Regions from separate parts of the Homo sapiens genome. Here region 2 is linked to region 1. Evidence: read pairs that join two places in POLR2A ChIA-PET (ENCODE). Cell type or tissue: MCF 10A. All regions are shown on one strand.

The links. ChIA-PET counts read pairs that join two places held together with the same protein. Peaks named below come from ENCODE experiments on the same cell type or tissue, not always from the same donor. Only the 100,000 strongest peaks of a DNase experiment are listed, where the experiment ranks them.
Region 2: POLR2A ChIA-PET joins it to region 1 with 5 read pairs; 1 of 35 experiments calls an interaction of 5 or more read pairs at or near these places.

The regions. Positions count from the first base shown.
Region 1 is chr19:13,669,719-13,672,218 of GRCh38, forward strand. No RefSeq gene overlaps it. Among named protein-coding and RNA genes, the nearest start is that of YJU2B, 77 kb to the right of the region's middle. In MCF 10A, no CTCF peak of the experiment used is centred here; a DNase peak (open chromatin) is centred at 1,333.
Region 2 is chr19:13,852,267-13,854,766 of GRCh38, forward strand. No RefSeq gene overlaps it. Among named protein-coding and RNA genes, the nearest start is that of MIR23AHG, 11 kb to the left of the region's middle. RefSeq lists an enhancer at 1,431-2,376. In MCF 10A, no CTCF peak of the experiment used is centred here; a DNase peak (open chromatin) is centred at 1,305.

The sequences.
Region 1 (2,500 bases):
TCAGCCTCCCAAAGTGCTGGGATTACAGGCGTGAGCCACCACGCCTGGCCCTACATGCCCCATTCTAAAGCTGGCCCCTTTCCAAGCACATGGATGCAAATGGGATAATGGCTCCCCCAGGGAAAATCAGAAGAAAGAGGCATGGATGCTGCACCCGCAAATGCAGCTGATACCCAGTCCACCTACACTAAGCAAGTTATTAAGGCTTACTAAAACATAGTGTTCGTACATTCAGAATAGAAAGTTACTGTAATTTATTGAGCACTCTATTTTGGTATTCCACCTAGAAGCCTGGCAGACACACAATACCTCCCAGCATTGCACACAAGTGTACACTGATAGTATAAATTTCCATAATTTCCTGGAGGAACATTTTGTCTTTGTGTTATCTTGAATTGGCCACGGTTTTCAACCGCTGTTCTTTTTGCTTAGCTAATGATAAATCACTGTTTAGCTTGTTATTAGCAATTTAATTTGTTGTGGGTTGTTTGGCAAATTCTACAGTGTTTAATAATACTCATTTGCATCAGCAGTATTTTTGGCCTATAATTGTTCAATAAATAGACTTTAAGTCATGTATGCATTGAGCAAAAATAGAAATCATCTGTACTCTTATTGCTTAAGCAGATGTACCCACAATTCCCCAACTTTTAGAAAGCTTTTAGGATGACATTCCATTTTTATCACCTACTTGTTTTTCTGCTGGAAAGTGGGAATGGGGGTGAAGCCTTAATTCCCTCCTAATTGGGCTGGGGGAAAAAATTTAGAGCTGATAACTTAAGAGAACTTTGCATATACTGGTTTTAGTACCTTGGAAAGTTTATGTGGTAGAGTGGCAGAGTATATGTTTTAAAAACTGGTCTTAGGCCGGGCGTGGTGGCTCATGCCCGGCACTTTGGGAGGCTGAGGCAGGTGGATTACGAGGTCAGGAGTTCGAGACCAGCCTGGCCAACATGGTGAAACCCCGTTTCTACTAAAAATATAAAAATTAGTCGGATATGGTGGTGTGTACCTGCAATCCCAGCTATGCAGGAGGCTGAGGCAGGAGAATTGCTTGAACCCAGGAGGCGGAGGTTGCAGTGAGCCGAGATCGTGCCATTGTACTTCAGCCTGGGCGACAAGAGCAACACTTCGTCTCAAAAAAAAAAAAAATGGTCTTAAATTGTGGACGGTCTTGAAAACTTGATCTAGGACAAAGGTTGGCAAATTTCTTCTAAAGTGGATCAGATAATAAATCTTTTTGGTTTTGCAGGCTCTAGTGTCTCTGTCACAATAACTCAACCCTGATGCTGCAGTACAAAAATAGCCAGAGGCAATACATACGCAAATGGGCATGGCAGTATTCCAAAAACTCTTTAATAACAAAAACAGGCAGCCAACCAAATTTGGCCCGTGGGCCATAATTTGTCAAACCCTGGTCAAGGAGTTTGGACTTCTTTCCATTGGATCATTAAAGATGTTGCAGGTGTGAATTTCAGTTCCCAATTTAGAGACTTAAGAGATGTAATCTTATTTTTGTTTTTTGTGCATTTTTTTTTGTTTGTTTGTTTTGAGAGCCTCGCACTGTCGCCCAGGCTGGAGTGCAATGGCGTGATCTCGGCTCACTGCAACCTCTGCCTCCCGGGTTCAAGCAATTCTCCTGCCTCAGCCTCCTGAGCAGCTGGGATTACAGGTGCCCACCACCTTGCCCAGCTAATTTTTTGTATTTTTAGTAGAGACGAGGTTTCACCATGTTGGCCGGGCTAGTCTCAAACTCCTGATCTCGTGATCCGCCCACCTCGGCCTCCCAAAGCACTGGGAGTACAGGCATGAGCCACCTCACCCGGCCACCTTATTTTTCTAGAACTGAAAGTGATCACTAGTTCAAGTCCTCATTCTTCAAGAGTGGTGAAAAGTTCATCTCAGGTCAACTCGGAGTGCTTCTACCCTTTTCCTTGGTACCTTGGTGCTGCATCTTATTTCCCTAGGGCTTGGATGGTACCTAGATGTGGGAGACAGAAGGGTGAGATAAATTGCCAAGTCATTGCCTCCTTACAATGGCCTCATGGAGGGTTCCTCAGAATTGTGATGCTTGATTATTGGCTGCCATGAGTTGAACTGAGTCCCCCAAAAAGATATGTTTAAGTCTTAACCCCTAGTACCTCAGAATATGATCTGATTAAGGTTGTTACAGATGGAATTAGTTAAGATGAGGTTATATCGCAGTACGGCAGGCCCTTAATCCAATATAACTAATGTCCTTTTAAGAAAAAGAGGCTGGGCGCGGTGGCTCACGCCTGTAATCCCAGCACTTTGGGAGGCCGAGGAGGATGGATCACCTGAGGTCAGGAGTTCAAGACCAGCCTGGCCAACATGGTGAAACCCCGTCTCTACTAAAAATAAAAACATTAGCCGGGCTCGGTGGCATGCACCTGTAGTCCCAGCTACTAGGGGCTGAGGCAGGAGAATCGCTTGAACTGGGGAGGTGGAGGTTGCAATAAGCGGAGATCACGCCACTACA
Region 2 (2,500 bases), 180 kb after region 1:
CCAATTTGTATTTATTTATGTATTGAGACAGGGTCTCATTGTGTCGCCCAGGCTGGAGTGCAGTGGCACAATCACGTCTTACTGCAGCCTCGACCTCCTGAACTCAGCTGAGCCTCCCACCTCAGCCTCCCAAGTAGCTGGGACCACAGGTGAGAGCGACCACACCCAGCTAATTTTTGTATTTTTTTTTTTTTTTTTGTAGAGACAGGGTTATGCTGTGTTGCCCAGGCGGGTCTGGAATTCCTGACTCGAATTCCTGCCCTCAAGAGTTCCGCCCACCTTAGCCTCCTAAAGTGCTGGGATTACAGGCATGAGCCCCTGGGCCCTGACCTGTTTGTTTATTTTTTAGAGATAGGGGTGTCTCCATGTTGCCCTGGCTGGCCTCAAACTCCTGGGTTTAAGGGATCCTCCCGAGTAGCTGGGAATACAGGCAAATATGTCCACACCCAGCTTTAAGATAAAAAAAAATTATTATTATTTAATATTTATTTATTTATTGAGATGGAGTCTCTGTCACCCAGGCTGGAGTGCAGTGGCGCGATCTCGGCTCACTGCAGCCTCCACCTCCCAGGTTAAAGCGATTCTCCTGCCTCAGCCTCTGAAGTAGCTGAGACTACAGGCGTGTGCCACCATGCCTGGCTAATTTTTTGTATTTTTTAAGTAGAGACGGGGTTTCGCCATGTTAGCTAGGATGGTCTCGATCTCCTGACCTGGTGATCCACCTGCCTCGGCCTCCCAAAGTGCTGGGATTACAGGCGTGAGCCACCACGCCCAGCCCAGGATCAAAATTTTTTAAGACAAGGTCTCACCACTGCCATCTCAAGCTCCGGGGCTCAAAGGATCCTTCTACCTCAACCTCCAGAGTAGCTGGAACTACAGGTGAGCACCACCACACCTGGCTAATTTATTTATCTTGTGGGGGTCGGGGCGTGAGGGTCTTGCTGTGTTGCCTAGACTGGTCTCCAACTCCTGGCCTTAAGTGAGCCTCCTGCCTCAGCCTCCCAAGTAGCTAGGACTACAGGCATGTGCAAGCACACCCAGCTTATTTATACACATTTATTTTATTTTATTTTATTTTATTTTTTTTTAGAGACAGGGTCTTACTATGTTTCCCAGGCTGGTCTTGAATTCCTGGTCTCAACCAATCCTCCTCCTGCATTGGTCTCCCAAAGTGCTGGTATTACAGGCATGAGCCACCTCGGCTGACCACTTTGCTTTTTCTATTTGTTGACTGAGATGGCTATAAAGGGACTAACAGACTGGTAGCCTATACAGACAGCATGGATAAGCTGGGTAAAGGGATGATTCACATCCCAGGACTGTGGGAGATTTCATCACACTACTCAGAACGGCCTGGAATGTGAAGGTATGACTTGTTTTATTTCTGGAATTTTCTTTCTTTTTTTTTTTTCTGAGACCGAGTCTCGCTCTGTCACCCAGGCTGGAGTGCAGTGGTGTGATCTCTGCTCATTGCAACCTCTGCCTACCGTGTTCAGGCCATTCACCTGCCTCAGCCTCCCGAGTAGCTGGGATTACAGGCGCGTGCCACCACGCCCGGTTAATTTTTGTATTTTTAGTAGAGGCGGGGTTTCACCATGTTGGCCAGGCTGGTCTCGAACTCCTGACGTCAGGTGATCCGCCTGCCTCGGCCCCCCAAAATGCTGGGATTAAAGGCGTGAGCCACCTCGCCCAGCCTCTGGAATTTTCCATTTAATATTTTTGGACCAAAGTTGACCAAGGATAACTGAAACCGAGGAAATCGAAACTGCAGATAAGGGGGACGACTGTATACAGTCAAATGTGTTTAGAATATTCATAGACTTATGCAACCATCACCACAATAAATTTTAGAACATTCCTTTTTTTTTGGAGACAGAGTCTCACTCTGTCACCCAGGCAGGAGTGCAGTGGTGTGATCTCGGCTCACTGCAACCTCCGCCTCCCAGGTTCAAGCGATTCTCCTGCCTCAGCCTCCCAAGTAGCTGGGATTACAGGCGAGCACCACCACGCCCAGCTAATTTTTGTATTTTTAGTAGAGACAGGGTTTCACCATGTTGGCCAGACTGGTCTCGAACTCCTGACCTAGTAATCTGCCCGCCTTGGCCTCCGGAAGTGCTGGGATTACAGGCGTGAGCCACTGTGCCTGGTCCACACCAGCTAATTTTTTGTATTTTAGTAGAGATGAGGTTTCACCGTGTTGCCCAGCCTAGTCTCCAACTCCTGAGCTCAGGCAATCCGCCTGCATCAGCCTTCCAAAATTCTGGGATTAGAGGCAGGAGCCACTACGCCCGGCCTTTTTTTTCGCTGAGGCAGGATCTTACTGTGTAGCCCAGAGTGGAGTGCAGTGGCGGCATCCTGGCTCATTGCAACCACTGCCTCCCGGGCTCAAGCAATCCTCCCACCTCAGCCTTTGGAATAGCTGAGACTGCAGGCGCCCGCCACCACGCCCAGCTAATTTTTTTTTTTTTTTTTTTTTTTTTTTTGAGACGGAGTCTACCTC